Linked DNA regions of Homo sapiens: regions 1, 2, 4 and 5 are each linked to region 3. A link is a contact called in ENCODE Hi-C or POLR2A ChIA-PET data. All regions are on one chromosome and are shown on one strand. The core of a region is the stretch at or near the end of the contact, and the rest is flanking DNA. Distances in the headings are between cores, read along the strand shown.

Evidence for each region. Hi-C counts contacts between places; a loop is a spot of excess contacts on that map. ChIA-PET counts read pairs that join two places held with the same protein, here RNA polymerase II (POLR2A). Pooled maps may share reads with other maps.
Region 1: POLR2A ChIA-PET joins it to region 3 with 14 read pairs in T-cell. The contact joins two enhancer-like sites. POLR2A ChIA-PET finds 5 or more read pairs at or near these places in 2 of 52 experiments (B cell and T-cell).
Region 2: a map of CD4-positive, alpha-beta T cell shows a loop between it and region 3 (9-fold over the local background). The contact joins the promoter of PIAS1 here to the enhancer-like site in region 3. A Hi-C loop is called at or near these places in 1 of 168 maps with a recorded cell type or tissue (CD4-positive, alpha-beta T cell), 1 of 37 single-sample maps with no recorded cell type and 6 of 50 pooled maps. POLR2A ChIA-PET finds 5 or more read pairs at or near these places in 1 of 52 experiments (activated B cell).
Region 4: a loop to region 3 is called in a pooled map, with 2.5 times the contacts of the local background. The contact joins the promoter of SKOR1-AS1 here to the enhancer-like site in region 3. A Hi-C loop is called at or near these places in 1 of 168 maps with a recorded cell type or tissue (CD8-positive, alpha-beta T cell) and 3 of 50 pooled maps. POLR2A ChIA-PET finds 5 or more read pairs at or near these places in 1 of 52 experiments (A549).
Region 5: a pooled map shows a loop between it and region 3 (12-fold over the local background). The contact joins the promoter of FEM1B here to the enhancer-like site in region 3. A Hi-C loop is called at or near these places in 7 of 50 pooled maps. POLR2A ChIA-PET finds 5 or more read pairs at or near these places in 2 of 52 experiments (activated B cell and activated CD4-positive, alpha-beta T cell).

What each region holds. Positions count from the first base shown.
Region 1 is chr15:68,153,785-68,156,484 of GRCh38, reverse strand. All of the region lies in intron 7 of PIAS1 (protein inhibitor of activated STAT 1), which reads right to left. Among named protein-coding and RNA genes, the nearest start is that of CALML4, 50 kb to the left of the region's middle. Within about 2 kb of position 1,449, at least 2 of the 41 ENCODE cell types and tissues checked have a DNase peak (open chromatin) inside an H3K27ac peak, as active enhancers do.
Region 2 is chr15:68,052,865-68,055,564 of GRCh38, reverse strand. It overlaps PIAS1 (protein inhibitor of activated STAT 1), which reads right to left and starts at 1,250. Exons shown (of 14, transcript NM_016166.3): 1 at 1,215-1,250. The coding sequence starts at 1,238. RefSeq lists a silencer at 952-1,451.
Region 3 is chr15:65,299,131-65,301,830 of GRCh38, reverse strand. No RefSeq gene overlaps it. Among named protein-coding and RNA genes, the nearest start is that of RNU5B-1, 4.2 kb to the left of the region's middle. RefSeq lists an enhancer at 125-640. Within about 2 kb of position 1,255, at least 3 of the 41 ENCODE cell types and tissues checked have a DNase peak (open chromatin) inside an H3K27ac peak, as active enhancers do; they include CD4-positive, alpha-beta T cell and CD8-positive, alpha-beta T cell, where a contact is called at or near this core.
Region 4 is chr15:67,837,468-67,840,167 of GRCh38, reverse strand. SKOR1-AS1 (SKOR1 antisense RNA 1) reads left to right here and starts at 1,289. Exons shown (of 3, transcript NR_120345.1): 1 at 1,289-1,458. RNU6-1 (RNA, U6 small nuclear 1) reads left to right here and starts at 123; the gene lies at 123-229. RefSeq lists an enhancer at 1-185.
Region 5 is chr15:68,276,416-68,279,115 of GRCh38, reverse strand. It overlaps FEM1B (fem-1 homolog B), which reads right to left and starts at 1,371. Exons shown (of 2, transcript NM_015322.5): 1 at 451-1,371. The coding sequence starts at 698. RefSeq lists enhancers at 532-731, 474-1,375 and a silencer at 762-1,091.

The DNA of each region.
Region 1 (2,700 bases), core at 200-2,699, 2.9 Mb before region 3:
TGATCTACCCGCCTCGGCCTTCCAATGTGCTGGGATTACAAGGGTGAGCCACTGCACCCAGCCCTTCTTGGCTCTCTCTATTCCAGCTGCACTGGCCTTTTCTCCTGGCATACTCTGTTCCCATCTTGGAGCTTAACTTCTCCTCATACTTATAATCTTGCCTTAAGTATCACAGTATCAGAGAGGACTACGTTCCCCTATTGTACCTCTACAGAGTTCCCTGTCTATCTTCTTCAAGGCACATGTCAAAACTTTAACTCATTAATGACTTGTGCAATTATTTAATGCCTGTCTTTCTTACCAGACTGCAAACTTCTGGGGGATGCAGAGATGGTATGTGTCTTGTTTAATGTTATATTCTCCTGTTCCTGGAACACAGTAGACTCTTAACACAATTTCTTGAATGAAAAGAATAAATGAATAAGCAGGGAAAGGGAGATTTCCTCTTGACACTGAACAAAATAAAGCGAGGACTGGGCACAAATGTAGATAAGCTAAAAAAGTAATTATGGTGGCACTGAGATTAAGGAAGAAATGGGTGGTTTAGGTAATTCATGTCTTGTAGCCCCAATTTTCATGCATTGGCAGAGTGCTGAGAGAGGGGGATAGTGTTTGATTAGATTATGGCTAAGGCTTGAAATAACTGCTGAAGGGAGAAGGAAGAGGAGAAAGAAACTTGATTAAGAGTTGGTAAAAGACTGTTTTTCATAGTTGTGAGGGGACAACTCTACACAAAGGCAGAAACTGCAAGACAAAATCCTACTAAATCAAATGATTCAGAGAATGGAGTTCTCTGTGAAAAGTCTAAATAATACCAACTTTATTCTTTCAAGAACATAAGAGTGTCTGGCTTGACTACTAAAACTTTGCTAGAAGTACTTATTTTATTAAGAATGACTTACAAAGAACATATTTGTAACTGATTTGACTCTTTTAAAATACCTGACATTTCCTTTTGTCAAGTTATTGTAAACAGAATTTTAATTACATAATTTGTTGGGAAAGTTTTTGGTTTTTTTTTTTTTTTTTTTTTTTACAGGCAGCATACAGGTAAAGGTAGATAACCTGTTTTTTAGTAAATTACAACAAATTTCTTACTGGTGGGATCCAAATTAATATTCCATTGGCTTCCCTGGCCAATAAGTAAGGTAAGGTATCAATTTCCACAAAAATCTCATCCAGTGTACAATTATTCTCCACATCCATCAGTATATCAGACTAGAAATAGCTTTTGAATTAAACAGTTTTTGCTGCTTAATGGTAGCTAATAGTGGTTTCTCGGAGAAAATAAAATAATTCAATTCCAGACTCACGTTCCCACTCTCCCTCCAGGTGGTGCTATAGCTACAAGCGGAGAAGAGTTAACAGCTTGAGCAAAGACAGTTGGCCTTATTGTTGTTGTTGCTGTTACTATTAAATAAAATAACTTCATCTGCCTTATTTCTTGGTATTCCCTCTTCCATACAGGCTCACATAATTCTTTGCTTTCTGACTGGCTGAGATTCTAGTATTGTGAGGCAAATACGAAGATTCTCAGTAGAATGACCAGGAATAACTTCAGCAAGATTGTGATAGAAGACAAGTTATCTTATACTCTCCTTCAAGGCAGATGTCTGTCTTTTCTTTCAGGATCCCTACCATCTTCTTATCCCTGCCAAATGGTGCCACCACTCCCGCAGATCCCAAATCAGTGCTGCCCTTCTAGGTCTCCATCATCTGTCAATGCATGCCTACAGAGGCATTAGCCAAAGTGTGCTCCCATTGATTCAGGATTAGCTGCATTTTTAAAGGACCATTTTAATACAGAAAAATTCTTCAATGAACTATTAAGGGTATATTGATATTCAGGGGTAGTGGGATCTTTTACTCTGCCACAGAAATAAGTTACAGAAAGGGGTAATAGCTATGCTACAAAAGGAAAGCTGCTATTATCTTAGTTCTTTCCACCAGAGTGTTCCTAAGTACAAATCTGATAATGGGCTTCATTAATCAGTTCACATCAAAAGTCCTTAAAGGATAGCTATCTAACACCTGCCTATAAAAGTTTTGTTTCTAAGTCCCCAGCCCTCACTCCTAAATCCACGCAGCCCCCGGCTCTCACAAATAAAAGAATAAACGAAGAACTTAGTTCACCTCTTTGGAAAGGCCAAACCCTCTGACCTTAACCCTTAAAAACAGAGGTCAGCACAGCCCCATTTGAAGACCTTGAATCTCAAATTCAACGTATCAAAACAAACCATCCAGTAATTCACACGTATGAACCCAGACTTCGCAGAAGCATTAGAAATCAGACGGCATAAACTTCTTGTTACAGATGAGGAAGATGAAACTCAGGAGCAGCGTTACTTGTCCACAGTCATATAATTGATTAATGGCAGAATTATTATTTCTACCACCCCACTGGCTCTCTTCACTTTGTAAATGCAGGGGGTGAGGCCATGATATAATTCTGTACATTTTTCCTGGATAAACCACCAATCTAAAATAACTTTCTTGAAATTTATGCCAAGATGCCCTTCCCATTTCCCAGAATTCCTTAAACATTGATTTTATGAAGTTGTAGAATAATATTCTTCCATGTTTGTGCACTGACTTCACAAAGTTAATTTTAAGATTAGTAAAATATAGATTATAAAATATAGCTCATGACAAAGATATCAGAACTACTCTAAGAACTACACAACAGGCTCCAGTGAATAA
Region 2 (2,700 bases), core at 1-2,500, 2.8 Mb before region 3:
ACTAAACCAAAATTATTCAAGCGGAGCCCCATTTGTCACAATCCAGTCATAAGGGTTCCACCACCCCCTCCCCCAACTGCTTGTGTAGTGGTATATCTGCTACGGTAAAGAAGCCATCATCAGGTAAAGATTGGGGTGGGAGAAAAGCGGGGAAAAGGGGGCACCCTTTCATCTAATTTCGTGAGGCGTGAGTAATTGGTACTGTTAAGAGGAACGTTCTATTTATCGGGGGTTGGAGTAGCATGAGGGGAGAATTTCGTTCAAATCAACATGGCCAGCAAGATGTCCCTACAAACAAAAGGCAATGGGGGGATATAAACACGAACCATTCACCTCCATCAGCTACAGCATCGCCATCATGGTGTGTGCAGAGACCCCCAAAGGCTCCTCTCACCCTCCACACCAGCTAAGGCAAAAGAAGGGAGAGAGGTAGCTGCATCCCCCCCTCCCAACACTGCTTCCAAAGACACACTCTTCGAGGGGGTTTCTCCCCTCGGCTGCCCGGAATCAGAGAGAAAGAGTAACGTCCCGCTCACTACCTCTCAGCCGAACCCCAACGCCGGCCCGGGGCTCGCTAAACTTTACCAGAGCTTCTCCCCCAGATCCCCACCCTATCGCCCCGGGATCGCGCTTCCCACAAGCGGGGCACCCCAGGCGCTTCCTGACAAGCGAGCAGCCGGGGAAAGCCGAGTCCGGGGCGGGGGCTACTGGGATCCACGGAGGGGCGGGGCGGCCGAAGCCAAGTTCCCGGGGGTCTGAGAAGAGCGCCTGACAGGAGCCCGGGACTGCAAAGGAGGAAGAGGAAGCGGCCACGGGGAGCTTTCCCAATCCCCCCTACGAGAGCACCCTGCCCCCAGCCCCAGCTCCCCATGGGGGGCAGGGAGGCTAACTGGAAGGTGAAAAAGCCGAGCCCATGAGACAGCTGCAGCCCCTACCTCCGGACTCCCTATCTCTTCCCCCGCCACCCCCGCCAGAGGCGCCCACAACAATAACACGCCGGGGACGACCCGTCAGCGCCCCCGAGGCACCCGGGGCCCGCGGCCCGCCGCAGGCGGGCCCCCTCTGCTGAGACCGGGCGCGCCTCTCTCCCTACAACTCCAGGCCCGGGTGGAGTCAGGCCCGAGAGGCCCCCCAGGGTCGGACCCATCCCCCCTGGCAGCAGCGGCGCCGTCTCCGCGGCCGAATATTAGAAGTGAATTCGAGCTGCGCTTTACCTTTAGTTCCGCACTGTCCGCCATCTTGCGTCTGTCAGCGCAAGCGCAGTGAACTTCGCCGGGGGCCGCCGCTAGACCCGCCCCTCTAGCCGGCCTGGCCCCGCCCCGGCCCGCCCCTCCACCTTCCCAGCCCGCCTCTAGCCTCCGCCCCGCTCAGGGCGCTCGAAGCCCCGCCCCGGGCACGTACAGCTGCGAGACAGGCACGTTCCATTTAAATAATGGCGCCAAGCGGCGAGGTTTGACAGTTACTGCCCCCTCGGTCTCCCTGCCCCCCATCCTAGCTCGGCCAGCTCCTCCCGGGAAGGGCCGGAGCGAGAGGGATGCTGGCCTGAGCCCCATCTCTCTGCGGTCCGCGGAACGCTTCTGCATAGCTTCGACGCCTACGGTCACAGAAACAATGCTGTCCCCCAACCCCCAATAAGCAAGGCTTTTTCAGCACCTGCTACCTGCGAGGCTACCAGTGGGCTAAAAATAGAAATCCATTACATTTAAGGGGCCCTTAATGAAGCATTTCTATCATTATTGGCTCAGATCCTCTTGATAACGAGGGGAGGTAGGCAAGGAAGAGATAATTCCCATGGTATAGATTCAGAAATGAAAGCTCAGAGAGGAAAAGTGACTTGCACAAACAAGTATTTTAACGAGGTGGCGTAAGACAAAATTTTGAAGGTGTTCATTAACATTTTTGTTTAAAAAAGTATTTATTTAGTGACCATCTGCTTGCCTTGTGCTAACGGCTAAATATACATTTTGAAATCAAAGTCCGTGCCCTTCTGTAGTTCTCTAATGGGGAATCAGAGAAGTGAACGAACAAAGATACAATTGCAAATGTTAGTGAGTACCAGAAAGGAGCAAAAGGTCATTGAGAGAGAGAAAGGGTTTGGGAGATGTACTTAATTCTGGGAGGGTTTTATCCACTAAATTGACATTTAAGTAGACTTGATGGAAGGATTATTTCATTCCTTTTCGTCTCTACTGAAAGCCTTCTATATACCTCCTCCCCAACCCCCACTTTTACTAATCAACTTTGCCTCATAACTCATGGAAAAAATGAAAGATATCAGAAATAAACTCCCTTATCTTCTCACCATCAAAACCACCCTTATCTGCATAGTAACATTTGGGTTGCTATGAATGAAGTGTCCCTGCGCCTAGGAAGGCCAGTCCCTTTACCAGTGACCGGATTTTTTTCACGCACATTCCTAAGGATTTTACTCTTACAATTACCTACCCTCCAGCATCGTTAGTTTTTTCCCTCTCAATTGAATTGCTCCTATCAGCATATAAATATATTGAAATTTCTCCCATCTAAAATAAACTTCCTTTGACTCCAAAATCGCCTCTAGGAACTGCCCTATTTTTCTGCTATCTTCATAAATTCTTAGAAAGGTTTTTCAAGATCTCTCCAATAGTGCTTGTTCCTACCTCTCACTTCACATTCACTTCTCAGTCTACCCTGATCGAGCTTTGGCTTCCATCATCTGTA
Region 3 (2,700 bases), core at 6-2,505:
GGATTAAGCACCTCCTGCCTCAGTCACCCGAGTATCTGGGACTATAGTCTGCAAGCCACCACATTGGGCTAATTTTATTTTTTAATTTTTTGTAGAGATGGGGGTCTCCCTATGTTGACAGACATGTTGCCCATGCTGGTCTCGAATTCGTGGGCTCAGGGGATTCTCCCACCCCTGCCTCTGAAAGTGTTGGTGAGAGGTGACAGCGCGCTGGCAGCCCTCGTAGCCCTCGCTCGCTCTCGGTGCCTCCTTGGCCTCAGCGCCCACTCTGGCCGCGCTTGAGGAGCCCTTCAGCCCGCCGCTGCACTGTGGGAGCCCCTTCCTGGGATGGCCGAGGCCGGAGCCGGCTCCCTCAGCCTGCGGGGAGGTGTGGAGGGAGAGACACCGCAGGAACCGGGGCTGCGCACGGGGCTTGCGGGCCAGCTAGAGTTCCGGGTGGGCGTGGCCTTGGCGGCCCGCAGTCCGAGCGGCCGGCCGGCCGGCTCCGCCGACCCCAGACAGTAAGGGGCTTAGCACCTGGGCCAGCAGCTGCGGAGGATGCGCCAGGTCCCCCAGCAGTGCCGGCCCACCGGCGCTGTGCTGGATTTCTTGCCGGGCCTTAGCTGCCTCCCTGCAGGGCAGGGCTCGGGACCTGCAGCCTGCAATGCCTGAGCCTACCCTGCCCACCCGCCATGGGCTTCTGCGCGGCCGGAGCCTCCACGGACAAGTGCCGCCCCCTGTTCCACCGCGCCCAGTCCCATGGACCGCCCAAGGGCTGAGGAGTGCCGGCACACGGCTCAGGACTGGCAGGCAGCTCCACCTGCGGCCCCAGTGGAGGATCCACTGGACGAAGCCAGCTGGGTTCCGGAGTGTGGTGGGGACTTGGAGAATCTTTATGTCTAGCTAAGGGATTGTAAATACACCAATCAGCACTCTGTATCTAGCTCAAGGTTTGTAAATGCACCAATCAGCACTCTGTGTCTAGCTCAGGGTTTGTAAATACACCAATGGACACTCTGTATCTAGCTAATATAGTGGGGACGAAAACTTTTGTGTCTAGCTCAGGGATTGTAAACACACCAATCAGCACCCTGTCAAAACGGACCAATCAGCTCTCTGTAAAACAGACCAATCGGCTCTCTGTAAAATGGACCAATCAGCAGGATGTGGGTGGGGCCAGATAAGAGCATAAAAGCAGGCTGCCCGCTCCTGCTGCGGCAGGCAGGTGGGGTGTTTTCTTTGATACCGAGGTGGCTTTTTTTCTTTTGCTGTTTGCAGTAACTTGCTATTGCTGCTGCTACTGCTCCGTGCGTGGGTCTGGCCTATGAGCTGTAACACTCACCCTGAAAGTGTGTAGTTTCGCTCTTGAAGCCAGTGAGGCCGGAAACCAACTGGGAAGAAGGAACAACTCCAGATGTGCTGCTTTAAAGAGTTGTAATGCTCACCGTGAAGGTCTGTAGTTTCATTCCTGAGCCAGCAAGACCACGAACCCACCAGAAGGAAGAAACTCCGAATGCATCTGAAGGTCAGAAGGAACAAGCTCTGGATACGCCGCCTTTAAGAACCCTGAGATTCACCACGAGAGTCTGCGGCTTCGTTCTTGAAGTTAGTGAGACCAAAAACCCACCAATTCTGGACACATTGGGATTAAAGGTGTGCCACTGCGCCAGCCAGCGTTACGTCTGTTTTGATAGTCTTGCATGCTTGCTGTAGTTCACAATGTAAGGGGAAGTTAGAAACCCATTGAGATGCAAAGTTCTCACCATATGATAATAGCTACGTCTCATAGGACCTAGCAAGGGGTTAAGGGGTGGGTTCTCTGAGTACTGACCTCCCCCCGTATTGAGCCTTGGGAGAGAGTGTTTCCCTTTTCCTGGGCTTTAGGAGACATTTATTTGTTGGCCTGTACTGTGCTTCACTCTGGAAGGGTCCTGGATAGCTTTCACTGTTGAGAGAACTGAAAGGAGAGTTAACTTGTTTGTAGCTCTGTGAGTCTCCACAGAGGGTCATGGAGTTTCTACAATTTGTGAATCCGAAGCTTGGACTCACGTTGATCCGTTATTTATGATGTGGCTTGCACCTCAATTTCCAGCAACAATTCGTGCTAATTTAATTTAGGAAATAACTGGCTGGGCGCGGTGGGTCACGCCTGTTGTAATACCAGCGCTTTGGGAGGTTGAGGTTGGGGGGATCACCTGAGGTCAGGAGTTCAAGACCAGCTTGGCCAACATGGTGAAACCCTTTCTCTACTAAAAATACAAAAATTGGCGGGACGCAGTGGCATGTGCCTGTAGTCCCAGCTACTCTGGAGGCTGAAGCAGGAGAATCGCTTGAACCCGGGAGGCAGAGGTTGCAGTGAGCGAAGATCGTGCTACTGCACTCCAGCCTGGGTGCAGAGACTTTCGTCTCAAAAATATAATAATCCAGTGTGTATTTTATACTTAAGTACATCTCAATTGAGACTGGCCACATTTCAAATGCTCAATAGCCACATGTGGCCAGTGGTTGCCATATTGAACAGTATACTTCTAAATCCTTTTGGATCTTCTATGAAGATAATCATATGGACTGAGAATAATAATTTTTTCTTTTTTCACTCCTTATACTTTTCCCTCCCCCTGACTTTTCTTGTTACACTTGCCTGGCAAGGCCCTTAGTGAAAAATTGAATGGAAGCAGTGATACTGTCATCTTTGTCTTTTTCCAGACTCTAAAGGGAAAG
Region 4 (2,700 bases), core at 40-2,539, 2.5 Mb before region 3:
AATTTCTTGGGTAGTTTGCAGTTTTAAAATTATGTTTTAAAATGGACTATCATATGCTTACCGTAACTTGAAAGTATTTCGATTTCTTGGCTTTATATATCTTGTGGAAAGGACGAAACACCGTGCTCGCTTCGGCAGCACATATACTAAAATTGGAACGATACAGAGAAGATTAGCATGGCCCCTGCGCAAGGATGACACGCAAATTCGTGAAGCGTTCCATATTTTTACATCAGGTTGTTTTTCTGTTTTTACATCAGGTTGTTTTTCTGTTTGGTTTTTTTTTTACACCACGTTTATACGCCGGTGCACGGTTTACCACTGAAAACACCTTTCATCTACAGGTGATATCTTTTAACACAAATAAAATGTAGTAGTCCTAGGAGACGGAATAGAAGGAGGTGGGGCCTAGGCAGATTCATCTCTGCGGTGCATTTTGCCTCTGGCCCTCGGGCCCTAGTTTGCGATCTTTCCCATCTTGCCTCTGCTTCCCTCTGCACAATCCTGAGTATTGCAGTACCTTACACTTAAGGAAATTTCGTCTTGCCAAAGTTGATCCATTTCAGCTCCGAAACATAACAGGAACTAGTGCAACGATAAACGTATGAGGAACTTGCAATAAGAGTGACAGAATCCTTTGAATCAAAAAAAAAAAAAAAGCCACCACTTAATGAGTATCTACCATATGTCAAGGGCTTCACCAATATTTCATTGAAATATTCCAGACCAAATAAATAAATAATAAAAGAAAAAAAGAAAAGGGGGAGGGGGCAGAAAAATAAAATAATGTTTAAAAAATTCCTGACAGCCCCACCCTGTGGGTTTTACTGTTTTACTGTCATCATTTTACACCAATCACTGAGAGGTAAAGCCTGATAAGACTTACAGAGGCACAGACCCTGAAAAGATCGGGACCCAGGTCTCAGGTAATTGAGTTACAAAAACACAGTCCCGAGTGGTAAGACAAAGAGGAAACAAAGTCCAACCACGTTCAGATTTCCTGCGATGACTTAGGCAATGTTTTCTGAAATATCTTTCCAACAGAAAAATGGTGCAACTGCTTTGCTAGTGCTTCAGCATGCACGTGGGCCCTGCGGCCACTGGGACCTCAGTCGATCTGCCGGGAGCGGCCGCACAGCTCCCAGCCTCCAGGCGCGCCGCAGGAGGACTGTTAGGCTCGAAGCCCCGGAGCCACCCAGGGACAGCGGCGGGTACTCTACCAGCGGGCGCTGGGAGCTGCCGGGCAGCATTCCATTCAGGACTCATTCCTTTTCTCTTCAGTGGAAGTGAAATGATCCTTTCCAGGTAACAGCCGAGCATAGGGGACTGCGGGACATCTCCGCCTCTTCCTTGGCTCTGGGCCTTCGATGTAAGGCGTTAGAGGACAATCTTTGTTGGCTGGATTTCTGTTCTTCCCCTAGAGATATCTGGTTCTTTGGAGGCCACTTGGGCAATTGGGTGAGTAGTTTTAAATGTCTCCCTTGGGATGCCAAATAAGAAAACGACCAATGTCGATGTGGCTCCCTCTCTTTCAGCACAGACAACCCATCAGACTGGAATATTATTAGTCTACGTATGTGGAAGGGGGTGTTATGGGGAGTAAAATAGAATCCAAGAGTGAAGGACTTGGCCCAAAAAGGACTGTTGAGATTGTTCTAAAGAAACTGGTCGGGCGCAGTGGCTCACGCCTGTAATCCTAGTACTTTGGGAGGCTGAGCTGGGAGGATACCGAGGTCAGGGGTTCGAGACCAGTCTGGCCAACAAGGTGAAGCCCTGTCGCTACTTAAAAGAAAAGAAAAGATTAGAACAGAAATTAGGAAAAAGACAGGCAGTTCCTAGCCCCAGAAAATCCAGAGACCTGGCTGACTTCCTTTCCTCTGCACTAACCTGCTGAGGGAACTTGGGCAAGTCTTCGCCTCTTTGGACACATAGAGTCAATGCATTGGCGTTGCAGGATGCCCTTCCAACCTCTGTGCTTCTAGATTCTTATGAATGTGTCTCCAGAAACTCAATAGTCCATGCATTGGCGTTGCAGGATGCCCTTCCAACCTCTGTGCTTGTAGATTCTTATGAATGTGTCTTCAGAAAGCTCAATAGTCCAGGCTTGAAAAAGCACCGGTTTGTCCTCCTTTCTGGGCCCCCTTTCTGGGCCCCTGGAGGAGAGGAGGGTGATGGACTGGGGTACATTTTGGGACTCTAAAAGCATTCCTGGCTTGAGTCTCAGGAAAGTGAATTCAGAGGGAGTTGTAATCTTTGCAAACACCAATACAATAGCACTTCTTGTATGCCAGGAGCTGTTCTCAGTGCTTTACATATATTAACAGAAAACAGTTCTATGAAGTAGGTACTGTTAATCTCCCTATGTTATAGATGAGGAAGCTAAGGCACAGAGAGATTCAACAACTTGCCCAATGTCACTCATCAATGACAGGGCAGCATTGAGACCTCAGTAAATCTGGCTCCAGAGTTTGTGCTCTTAGCCAAGCATCTGAGGATGGAGAGAGGAGATGAGGCTGTTTAGAATTCATGGGAAGAGCATGCAGATCCAGTTCTGCTTTTGTTGGTGTTCTGAATTCAAGGCAGGAGTCACATGTTTGCAACGGATCAAGGCTTTAGAGCAGGGTAGCTACGAATGGGTGGACCTGTGTGCCAGTGACCTGGAAAAGTATGACGGAGTGAAGGAATACCCCCTTTAGGACA
Region 5 (2,700 bases), core at 122-2,621, 3.0 Mb before region 3:
CGGAACCACTCACTTGAAGGGAGTAAAAATGGATGCCCAAATAACTCTTTCGGAGTTCTTCAATGTTAACCGCTGACCTCCTTAATTTCTGATCAGTTACATCACCAGTTCCACTAAAAGTAAAACCTGGAAAGGCAGCCACCTCCTCCAAATGGCTTGTTCACAGACTATCTAGTAGAGAAGACGACTATTAGATTTCAAGGCCGAGGGTGTGGTTATCTTCCCACAGAGGGAATGAGGGGTAGGGGCTGATGAGGACGGGCAGCAAAACATGGGATGGATTATTAGCCCTGGAAGATGAAGTGGGCATTAGTGGGGCAGGAGGTGGTACAAAAAGGGGAGAAGTGAGTACCTACATGAAGAGAGGGTAAGAGAGGGTGAGGGAGGGGAGGGCCCGTGAATTAACGAGTCCGCGCGCGTCGGAGAGAGGCTGGCTTGGGATGTACCTACCCGTCGAAGCGGACGGTGCCAGTCTGCTGAGTCTGCACCCGGTAATGTTCTAAGAGCAAGCGTACCACCTTTGCGTGTCCATTGCGGGCTGCGATGATGAGGGGCGTGGAGCGCTGCCCTCCCTGCTGGCTGACATAGCCAAGCAGATAGCGGATGTCGCTTTCAGACCGGTTGAGAAGCAAGGCGGCCAGAGTCAGCACCTTGCCCTCGCTGGCCGCCTTGTATACATAGCCAGCCAGGCCCTCCATGGCCGCCGCCAACTCCAACACCCGTTTGGTCGCCACCGCTGCAGCTGCCGTGCGCCCCCGGAGGCCGCGTTCGCCAGCGCTTTAAACCTGGGCCCTCACAGCCCATTCAACAGGGCGCCGTCGCCGCCGCCGCGCCCAGGCAGCAGTGCGGCCCAGGGAAGGCGGAGACGCAGAGGAGGCCGAGTGCCGCGAAGGGCACGTCCGCGACCCAGCCCGCGCAGGGAGGAAGGCGGTCAGGGCCGCCCGCCAGGTCCCAGGCGCCGGCCCTGGACCGAGGGGATCTCCATGGCGGACGCCGCCCCGGGCCTCAGGCCGGACCCCTCCTTCCTGCGGGATGCGACAGGCGCGTGCCCGAGCTACGGGTCGCCGGCCGGGTCCCGAGAGGACCTCGCGCACCCCGGATGGCGAAAGATGGGCGCGTCTCTCCTGACCCGGCCCACCCGGCCTAAGGCCTAACACTGCCTCCTCCTGCGCTTTCCGCCCTTCGCCGTCCCTGACTGGAGGAAACCTGCAGGCTCTCGTCCGCCGAGCTCAGAAGTGCCAGGCGCTGCCAACGGCCCCGGAGATCCTCGCGTAGGGGCCCCCGGGGCGATGCGGAACGCTCCCGCAAGAGCGGCGCCGGAACTTGGGCGGGGAGGAAGACGAGCTTTCGCAGACAGGGCCGGGAGGAGAGGGCGGGAGCGGGAGGGACGCTAAGTGGGGTGTCTCCGCCTAAGCCGACCGGCGGGCACACGCGGGCCCGGTAGAGAAAGGTTCTGCTGCGCGTAGTTGGCCCATCCCGTTTGGGCCTGGATGTCCTCAATGTCCTTGACTCCTGGAACCTCCTCCTGGCCCCTAAACGGCCCTGAGGGTCTCCAGCCAGGGAGTGGGGGCGGAGTGAGGGCGCTAAGCTGATGGGCTAAGGAGACCACCCTATTTTACTATAGACGGTGCGGGTCCTGCTTCTGCCCCTGAGCCGGGGTTAGGGAAGGGGTTGCGCGTACTCGGAGGGTCCATTTCAGGAAAAGGGCGGCGTTTCTGAGTTCCCGAAATGTGGGAGGGCTTGAGAGCCACAACACCAGGCTCTGAGAAGGGACTGGAAGTACGGCCTGACTTTCCCGGAGAAAGGGGTTAAGTGTGAGAGAAAGATGGGAGCGAAGGGGAGCTGCGCTCGCGGTGGAAGGAGCGAGGTATCCTGGGAAGGAAAGCGAGTCCCGCGTTCAGACAGAGCAGGAATCTCATCCTGAGCCGGCAGAACCTCCGTTTTCTCACAGACATCACAAGATTGTTGTTAGGATTTGAAACGATCGTTTATCCAATGAATATTAGAGGTCGACTACGTGCCAGGCTCTGCTTAGCACTAGGGATTCAGTAATGGAACAAATAAGTCAACAAATGATAGACAAGATCAGTTGAACTGGTATCATTACCATTTGCTCTGAAGCAAATGAAATAGAATGATGGGGGCACTCATTTAGTTTGGGTGATCAGACAAGACCTCTATGACAAGTGACAAGAACAGACGGTATTCTAGGCAAAGGGGACAGCTAATATAAAAGTCCTGAGGAGGGAACAGTCTGGTGAGCTCGGAAACAGAAAGGTCAGTGTGGCTGCAGCAGAGTGGGCCACAGTAAGAATGATAGATGAAGTCAGAGGATGCAACACACGTTAGGGCCTAATAACCCATAGCAAAGGGTTTAAGTCTACTCTGTGATGGGGGCATTTGAAGGGTTTTAAAGAGGGAAGTGACAAGATGCTATTTGTGTTTTTTAAAAAGATCACTCTGGCTGCTGTATGGAGAATAAACTCTGGAAGGCAAGAGTAGATAGGGGGACAGGCCTTGGATTAGGATGGTAGGAGTGAATGGTAGGTGATGAAGCTTCTGGGACAGTCTCAAAAAACTCAATATGAAAGTGACTTCCTCCCTCTTCCTCCCTTCCCCAAAGGACAAAATTTACCATAGAGAAAGAACAAATGCATTTATGTGGCTCCAAGGGACTGGGCTCGGCTCAACAAGTTCACA